Regions from separate parts of the Homo sapiens genome. Here region 2 is linked to region 1. A link is a loop called in an ENCODE intact Hi-C map of the cell type or tissue named here. Cell type or tissue: HepG2. All regions are shown on one strand.

Region 1 (5,000 bases):
TATAAACAGTTTAGAAAGTTTATTTTTCTAGTCTTTTCTAGTTATGGAAAATGTAATATTTGAAAGACAAGTATCTATAACAAATCAAATTGATGTTTAAACACAAAAGATACATTTGCCAAATTGCTTCTCCTCCCTGATGCTACTTTAGGGACATATAAAACAAGAAATGGAAATTAATTTTTATCATGTGCATGTCGGTTTCCCTTTCTCTGAAATTCACTGATTTCTTTCAAATTTGAACACTCCAGCTTTTATCTCTTCTGGTCTTCAGTGCTAGACTCCCCCAGCTTTTCTCCAGTTCTATTGTTGTGACAGTATCACAATTTACTTTCTTCATTTTGAGGATTTGTTTGTGTTGTTATTCCTATTTTTTGTGAAAGGAAAATAAATCTTGGGGCCCCAAAATCACTAAGCTAAAGGGAAAGTCAAGCTGGGAACTGCTTAGGGTAAACCTGCCTCCTGATCTATTCAGAGTCACACCTCTGCTAACTGAGATAAATGCATAGCTAATTGCCTCTTTGGAGAGGCTAATCAGAAACTCAAAAGAATGCAACTATTTGTCTCTTACCTATGTATGACCTGGAAGCCCCCTCCCCACTTTTAGTTGTTCCACCTTGGCTTGGAGTTGTCCTGCCTTTCTGGACTGAACTAATGTTCATCTTACATATGATGATTAATGTCTCATGTCTCCCTAAAATGTATAAAACCAAACTGTGCTCTGACCACCGTGGGCATATGTCAGTCATCAGGATCTCCTGATGCTGAGTCACGGGCACACATCCTCAACCTTGGCAAAATAAAGTTTCTAAATTAACTGAGACCTGTCTCAGATCCTCAGGGTTCACACTGCCCTGTACTTTATGGGAAGCAAGCCAGCAAGTCCCCTTAGTAGTTGATCGTAACCTTGGCCTGCAATATCATGATCAGCAAATGATGCATCATTAGGTGTCTTCGACTGAGAGAGGAGCAATTACCCCATGACAGCAGGATCAGAGAAATCAGACTGATCAGGATAAAGAACATAACAAACAGTTGGGAGAACATGAAAGAATATATACATACACAGCATAAAAAATGTAAGTGCAGTTAAAATATCATTACACTAAGAATCTAAAGAATTACTGGGTTTCAGCTCTGCCATTTCTGCTTACCAATTCAGTGACCATGAGCAAATGACAACTTCACTGAGCTACATTTTCCATTTTGAAACATGTAGACCCTAAAGTCTGCCAGGATTATGGTAAAGAAAGCATGAGTCCTTATGCAAAGCATGTGTTGAATACTATTCACTCTTAAAACCATATTATGCTGGAACTGTGAAAGAGAACTAAAGCTGGCTGAAGGAGGGCCATAGGGAATCTGATTTTGTTTCCTTCCTCCCTGTATAGTTCAGGCTTTGCAAAGTAGTTTGGTTTAAAATCTAGGTGCTATTTTCTAGACAGAGTAACAATTTCTGTTTACTGCTTTTATTGGCCAGGCCTTGCCTCCCAATCCAGACACCCAGTTCTCATTCGCTCTTTAAATAACAGATTATTTCAGGAAACAAAGTTATTTTTCTCTACCTTGGAGGTGGTCATGGTGGTGTTCTTGCCCTTGCTCATCTTCTAAGTTAAATACAGTTACCCAGCCCAACACATCCTCCTGATGACCTCATGCTGAACCTACTTTTGAGCATTGTTCTCTGGGCTAGCAATCATCTCCAGCCTTCTCAAAGTGTCAAGGCAGCGAAACTTGGGGTTCAAGAAGGTTCTCAAGTTATTGAAAGAATGTTCTTCACATGTAATGGGTTGGTTCTGAAGGTGGCATAGTAGGTTTTGCCCCATTTTTCTTTCATGTATGCCATATTTCTGCAGCTAAAGGTGAGAGTATTGAAAAACATTAACATAAAACTGAGAGCTTTGATTTTTATCTTCATGTTTAAACATCTAAGGGATAACAGTAAAGTAAGTATGGATTACTATAGAAGACTCTTGTACATTTCAGTTGCCATTTCTGCACAATAATTTATACCAACTCTTAAACTACAAAACTTGTTTGTTCCTTTATTAATTTATCAGCTAGCAAAATATGTACTTGCTGTGACACTAGTTAAATTATTCACAGAGGCACATGTTCTATTAGGCCCTTTTTTTCTGGGGCCCATTCTGGTGATTTTAAGAAGCCAAGATAGGTGGCTTGAAGATTTTGACTTTTGCATAAACATTGTAAGAGCTCATTCATTCTCAGTGCTGTTCCTGAAACTTCATCATTTCTCCCTTTGTGAATATTATTTGATATCTGATCGTCTTTGAAAAAACAGTTTTCTTTGGGCCCCTTAGCTCACCAGTGTCCTCTGAAACAACCTGGTTTCCTTGGCATCTCCCCCTCACCCTAATTTCTCTCTACTTGTTGCCTCGTATCCAGCAACCTCCAACTTATTGATTTGGCTTGATTTAATTGGGAGCGCCCCATACCCAGGACAGGTTTTCCCAGTGGCAGCTGGGAGTATGAATCTAATAGGCCTGGTTTGGTTCTGTGACCCTCTGTCGCCCCTTTCTGGCCATAGCCTGTCACTGAAGTTTACCCTCTGGACTTGATAATACAGACAGCAGCCGTAGTACAGAACAGTTTGCAAACTATCAGCCTGTGTGCCAAATCAGCCCAAAGAATGCTTTGTTTGGTTCGTATAAATTATGCCAACATTTAAAAATTAGCAGACATATTAGTCCATTTTATGTTGCTGTAAAGGAATACCTGAGGCTGGGTAATTTATAAAGAAGAGGTTTATTTTGGCTCACAGCTCTGCAGGCGATACAAGAAGCGTGGTGCCAGCGTGTGTTTCTGGTGAAAGCCTCAGGAAGCTTACAATCACTGCAGAAGGCCAAAGGGAGCAAGCATATCACATGGTGAGAGAAGGAGCAAGAGAGAGAAGGGAGGGATCCCAGATTCTTTTAAACAACCAGCTCTCACATGAACTGCCAGAGCAAGAACTCACTCATTACCAACGAGATGCCACCAAGCCATTCATAATGGATCTACCCTCATGACCCAGACACCACCCACTAGGCCCATATCCAACATTGGAGGTCACATTGCAACATGAGAATTGGAGGGTATACACATCCAAATTATATCTAGAGATTTCAGGGCCAGGTGTGGTGGCTCACGCCTGTAATCCTAGCCCTTTGAGAGGCTGAGACAGGAGGATTACTTGAGGCCAGGAGTTCAAGTCCAGCCTGGGCAACATAGCAAGAACTTATCTTCACTTAAAAAAAAAGTCAGATGTGGTGGTGCTTCTGTAGTCCCACCTATTCAGGAGGCTGAGGTGGGGGAACTGCTTGAGCTCTGGAGATGAGGCTGCAGTGAGCCATGATTGTGCCACTGCACTCCAGGCTGGGCAACAGAGCAAGGTCCTGTTTTTTTAAAAAAAAGAGATTTTATATAAAATTTACAGCTTCTCTTAACATAGCAGAAGATCTGACAATCTTAGGCCAGCTTTCTTCTTGTGGACAATCTTACTCTTGCCCACCACTCATGGTGTAGACTGGTCATTTGCATCTAGTGCCTGCTTCACTCATTTCTGTTGACTGCCTTGTCCCAACAGGCATTTGGACTCCCAGGTCAAGTACAAAAGTTTATTCAAATAGATGTGGTTTATTTGTGTGTCTTGGGGAGGAAGAATGATATCTAATTTCTTTTATGAATATGCTCACAAAAAGGAATTAGAAATCAGATTGAGATTCTTTAGTACATGAAGGTGAAAATTGGGTATGTTTTCTTCCCATTTACAATATATTTGTACCAAGATTCACTTTTTATCAAAGAGAAACTTTTCTGCAGTTTAAATTGTAGGATGATGGAGTTCTGAATATCTTAGGTAACATTATTATATGGATGAATATATTTGCATTCTATCAGGTTGAATATAGAAAAATCATTATATACAGATGTTAAAGAAACTATACAAAGTACTAATGTATAAGGAGTGTGTGTGTGTGTAACCGTCTAATGATTCATGTTTTTTCTCTTTTTTATTATACTTAAGTGGAGTTTCCAGGGCAAACACAGGTATACAGTCATAATGATAAATTATGTAGTTTAATTCAGCTTCACCAATGATAACTCAGATGCCATTTTCAAATGCATTGTGAGAACGGTTTTTTCACGTTTGCTTCTAATTCCAGCAAAAACACCTAATTATAGAACAACAGTAGCAAAAAATAAATTTTGCTCAGGGAAAAAGGTTTTATGAGTAATCAGTGCAAAGCAGAAATCTCTTGCTGCGAATAATGTGGGCCAGCTAAGGTTTCTGTGAGGTTTTTTGCTTTGGCGTGGTTTGGCTTTGTACTGCCTGGGTGACCTCTTCTTCTCATCCATCACTTCATCAGAAAATCAAAAGACAGCAAGCTCCTAGCCAGACTCTTGTTCAAGATAAACTCTATGACCTCCTAACAGGTTACTAGATCTTTTATGGGAGTTCAGCTGACCACATGACTTCTTATATTTGAGAACTTATTCATGAGCCAGCAAAGCTCTGGCTAATGTCACAGAACTTGACAGCACTAGTGCTGTTCATGGCTTCATCTTTAGACATAGCTATTCTATCCTGTTCCCTTTCAGAAACTCAAATGAAGGGCCGCGTCTTATAATCAAACATTTCAGATAAAACAGCTTATTTTTCCCTGAGAGCATATGTGTCTTCTATTAATCCTAATCAACTAGGGACAGACTGAAAAGAACACTCTAATAAGGTAATAGTACTGAGTATTTTGCTGTGACATCCCACAAAAATGAGTTTTCTGTGGGATTTGGGGAGGAGGTAAAAAAATGACCAAGAAAAAAAAGACCTTCAAGAATTAAATGGCTTAGAGATAAAGCATATAAAATAGGAATGCTTTTATTGCTTTTGTATTTTCTGAGGACAATTCTGCCAGTGAATCCACAAAATTGTATAAATACAAATATATCACATTTGCCTGCTGTGATTAAATTTCTCTGATTACACAACTATACTTGAT
Region 2 (5,000 bases), 370 kb before region 1:
TTTTCAGAGAAACGACAAAAGTTTGCTTCTCAATCCCTTCTGTAAAAGCCCAAATGGGCCGGGCGCGGTGGCTCCGCCTGTAATCCCAGCACTTTGGGAGGCCGAGGAGGGCAGATAACGAGGTCAGGAGACCATCCTGGCCAACATGGTGAAACTCCGTTTCTACTGAAAATACAAAAAATTAGCTGCGCGTGGTGGCGCGCGCCTGTAGTCCCAGCTACTCAGGAGGCTGAGGCAGGAGAATCGCTTGAACCCAGGAGGCGGAGATTGCAGTGAGCCGAGATCTCGCCATTGCACTCCAGCCTGGGCAACAGAGCCAAACTCCGTCAAAAAAAAAAACAAAAAACAAAAAAAAAACAAAGGGAACAAAGGCTCAAAACACTGAAACTAAGAGCCAGATGGTTATTTCAAATATTCAGGACAAGAGGGAGCCCACATAACCATTTGGGAAAGGTCCTTTTAGGGCTCCCAGAACTGAGGAAATCAGGTGGTACCACTTTAAGTACAGTATTTAACTATGAATGAGTCACTGGAGAGCCACTTTTGGTAAGTTTAGGAATCAAAGAAAAAAGTCGTCCCACTGCAGATTGATTTTTTTTTTTTTTTTTTTTTTTCAGGGATAAACAGCAGATTATGGCTTCGGAGCCTGGGCTGTCCTTTGTTGGAGGGCACGATGCACCATAGATTTTTATTTTCACGAAACAGACTCCAGAGGTTTGTGGCCTTCCAGACAACAGCTGGCACCGGGCAGAGGCACAGCCTACGGCCTGAGCTGCTGGCGACTGCATCGCGCTTGGCCGTGCGTCCCAGGCTGCGCTGGCCAGCACCGCAGCCAGAGAGCTTCCCGCTCCGAGCAGGAGCGGACGCTGTTCGTCTCTGGAGGGGCCATGGTGCTCGCGACTGGCTGTTCCTCCTTATATTTGGGGGAAAGGAGCTGGTTTGAAGGAAAGGAGGGATTAAGTTTGTAAAAGCGTTGGCTCCTCCTTATAACTCTGGTGCCTAAAGGGGGTGAGATGATAGCCAAATAAAACGAAGAGAGATGACCCCGTTTTGAGTGAGGAGGATTTCTGGATGAGCCGGCGATATGTCCTGCAACTGTCGATTTGGCAGATTTGACTCAATCAACTGACAATTGGTTCCCACTTCAAACACACCTCCCTCAGCCTAGTGCTCTAACCGACTCCCCAGACTCGGGGTGGGGACCAAGCAGAACAAGAGAATCAAAAGTCAGCCTTCTTTTGGTCTCTGCTCGTGCACAACTGGTTTGGTTCTGAGCAGGCTGATGTTTGAGAGGAAAAGCCAGGACTGCTTGGGCTCTTTGGCGGGATTTGAGTGTGTATGCTGGGAGGGGGGCGGGTAGGAAGAGGTGGGAGCAGAGTTAGGCTGAGTACTGAGCGAAGCCCCTTATTTTGCGTCCCAGCTGCCCTTCCAGCCCCCAGCGCCCAGCCCCCGCCGCGGCTGGGTGAAGAGGAGGGGTCGAGGAGGGCGCAGGGCGTGGGGGACGCCCAGCAGCGCCTCAAGCCCGTGGTGGCGGCGGGGCTGTCTCTTTAAGCGCTCCGGAGGGGCTGGGGCGGGAGGGCGGCGAGCGCGTTTCCATGGCACCGGGGCTGCGGGGGCTGCTGGGCCACTGGGCTCACTCGGTTTCAGTTGCTCCCGGCGGAGCAGGGGCATGCAGCTCAGCGGCCACCGAGCCTCTGGGGCTCGCCCGGCCGCTCCTCGCGCTCCCAGACGCCTGTGACGCCTGTTGGGGCCAAGCTGCTGCCGTTCCCTCCGCAGACAGACGCGCCGCGCCAGCCTCACGAGCCCTGCACCAACTTCTGCCCGACAAGCCCAACTTCTGCGCCGGGTTCGGACTTGCGGAGCCGGAACGGCGCACCGCGCGCAGCCCGGGCGGCGGCCAGGGCGGATCAGCCTCGCCGAGATGTCCTCGCGACTGTGGCTCTGGTGCTTCTGCCTGGGCGGTTGCCGGCTGGCCGCCAGGAAGCGCCCTACAGCTCCGGCTGGGCATGTAAGTGGCGCCCGCGCGCTCCGGAACGCTTGGAGAGAGCAGACAACAGTATGCCCCGCCCCACCTCGGACCTGGTGCGGACACCGCGGCCCGAGCCCGGGAAGGGATGGGGGGCAGGAGGTGGGGACAGACACCTGCGGGGGCTGCGGGCTGTCCCGGGCGGAGCGCGGCGGAACGCAGTCCCCAGCTAGTCCTTGGGGAGCGCCAGCCCGGGAGCGGAGACCGCGACCGGGGCGGGTGTGCTCTCCACCCGGTACTTCCTCAGCGCCTGACAGATTTTTGTCCCCCGCCCCCAGGTTTGGGTGTGTGCGCGCGTGGTATGTGTGTGTTTTCGTTATTTTTCTGTTTTAAGAGTAATTGGCTAATGACTACCACTTTGTGACAGGGTTGTGAATGAAATCCTGTCGAACACCGAGTTTGACATTTTTTTCTTTGTAGAGACCAATGAGTTCGTGCACATGTATTCTTTCTTTTTTTGGGGGAAGTATCGCCGAGTCGGACGGAGTGGTTTATTCCACAGGTTTGACCAGAGGCAAATCCTGGCTCGTCTGCCGAAGTGAGGAGCTGGGGAGATGAGTATATGAAGGATTGAGTGCTCGGCCACTTAGCTGCTAGTCCCCTTATTAGAGAACTGAAGAGTTAGTAGGAAGGTGACTCAAACGCATCGTCTCAGGATGGGCATGGTTTCATTCCGGATTAGAAATCATGAAAGCTAGGAGATAATTCTTGTCACCGTGTCAACCATTAGCGAGGAGCTCACGGGAAGTCTAAGTCTTTACAAATTGCCTAGTCCTCTTGACTGGCTGGAGAAGTTTCACCTGAATTCTGTAGCCTCAGCGGAATCATCATCGAACCACCTGAGAGAGAAAACAGATCTAATTCTGCTTTTCGATTTCTGCTCCTGGGCGGTTATGAATAGACACCAGAATATTTTGAACATGTAAACATTTTTGCCATTTTGCTCCTACTCTGCTTCACCTTTGCCTTTCTGAAATGTGAATACTTTATTATAGAAAAATGGCTTAGATAAGTACACAAAGCCATCCATAGATCTCTGAGGCTTTACTTTTTCCTGTAAGAAAAATTCGATTTCAGGGTTCAAATTACATTTCCATATTTCATTTCTTTCATGTGAGATTCAATCTTGACACATGGCCAGGGTGTCAGTGGCATCTCAGAACTTCTTGCCTACATAGTTTGTAGATATGTATTTGGCAAAAATGCCACGTTTCTGGGTATGTGATTTCTCTTGAATTGATGTGTCTTGTTTATTTTGAAGAGAAGGTTGATTTAGACTTTTCTTCTTCAGTTTATCTCAGAAAACACATCCGACTTTGGATAGCTTGTGCATGCGTAAGCCTGCACTTCTTAGAAACTGTCTTTTAGAAAGCTTGCAGAGTAGCCATGCTCTTACCTTTACAAGTGCCTTTATTTAAGTGGATCCTAGGTTGGCTAATTAGCCACGAAATCACCCATGCACACTGAGACAGAACAGTCCCTTTGGAGAGGAACTGAGAAATAACAGAAATACCTACATCACTTTTGACCTTGTTTGGCTGTTTTACCTCAGGTTTCAATATTGACTCTTTTGTTGAAAAGGCTGGAGGGATGACACTGCATTTTTTTTTCTTTTAAGGATACTGCTACTGCAGCTCATTTATTTATCAAGTGAGATGAGATCAGATATTAAAAAATATATGAATTCTTAAGTGTTTAATACAGATGCTTTTTCCAGGATGTCATTGAGGATGTTTTCCAGGATGTACTTTCTGAAATCTTGATGGGAAAAATCCAAATTTTGTAGTTCTCCTTGGTATTAGACATAATGGTGGTTTCTTCAGCAGGAATCGTGTTGGGATTTAGTGCTAGGTTTCTTCAGATGCCTTTGCAATTGTTGTAGGCATGTGAAATGTAGCCACATATAGATAGCACTTGGCTTCCGCATACCTGCCTATCTATTAAATTAAAGAGAATTCTTCCTGAGATTTGTATTGACCTCTGATGTCCATTATCAGTGAGAGCAGGCTTCTAATGAGGTGAAGACCACTAATGAGAATGCATCATCTTACTGACTGGCACTTATAGGTCATTAACACAGGTAAAAGTTTGATGTAGCTAAACTTGTACTTGAGAAAATTTTGGAGCTGGGGTGACAAGTGAAAATAAGAAACAACTGTGCAGCTAACCAGCAGTCATTGTGTTTATGGTGTATTCCTCTGAAGGTAAGCTCATTTCCAAAGAAATTTTTTTTAAGAAAGCAAAAGATGAAATATGAATATTCCAACTCTAATGATAATTGATCTGTCTGATGACCTTGTCTTACCACATTTAGGAAATCTTGAATAACTAATATTAGGCAGATTCATAAAATCAGCATTTGGAAGAGTGCCTAAGTACCTATTACGTACAGAGGCATTAGAAATCACAGGCAACAATTAATCCGTTTGAATTCTTACATGCCAGGCAAATTTCTAGCTACTTTACATGTATTATTTCATTTAATCCTGGAAATGCCCTATGAGGTAGGCACATTATCATACCATTTTATGACAAAGAAAGAGACACAGTAAGGTTAAGTTACATTCCAGAAATTCAGAAGATCTGGGCCTAGGCAGTTGGATTCCAGAGCTGAAGTTCTTAACACATGCAGTCCATTTAAGAACGCTCAGGCCCAGCCTCTGTTTTTAAGAAGTTCTTTTTAATCACTTCAATGCGTTTTCAGTGGGAGTAGAGCTGGTACCTTCTACCTAGTGGTTGAGATACCTGTGCCACCTTTTTTGATTGTTGCCATAGTTATATGGTTCTGTTGGCATTCTGTGGTGGGTATGGAGAGAGGTTGGCATGCTAATTGTGCTGCTATGGGTAGGATAGTTCCTCACAAGGAAGATCTGATTTATCTCCTCCTTATTGAGACTCTTCATAGGAAATTATCCTCCTCTCTCATGGCTGTAAGTACTTGAGTATTAAAATGAGGGGGTAGGTTTAAACTGGA

The links. Peaks named below come from ENCODE experiments on the same cell type or tissue, not always from the same donor. Only the 100,000 strongest peaks of a DNase experiment are listed, where the experiment ranks them.
Region 2: it touches region 1 in a loop (9-fold over the local background); 1 of 110 quality-filtered maps calls a loop at or near these places.

Annotation. Positions count from the first base shown.
Region 1 is chr3:168,618,522-168,623,521 of GRCh38, forward strand. It overlaps LOC105374200 (a long non-coding RNA gene), which reads right to left and starts at 798. Exons shown (of 3, transcript XR_001741015.2): 1 at 1-798. It also overlaps the pseudogene EGFEM1P. In HepG2, a CTCF peak has its summit at 2,541; a DNase peak (open chromatin) is centred at 2,530.
Region 2 is chr3:168,248,020-168,253,019 of GRCh38, forward strand. It overlaps the pseudogene EGFEM1P. Among named protein-coding and RNA genes, the nearest start is that of GOLIM4, 150 kb to the left of the region's middle. RefSeq lists silencers at 1,292-1,381, 2,052-2,381 and an enhancer at 1,722-1,921. In HepG2, a CTCF peak has its summit at 1,975; a DNase peak (open chromatin) is centred at 1,972; H3K4me3 peaks cover 979 bases; H3K27me3 peaks cover 2,382 bases.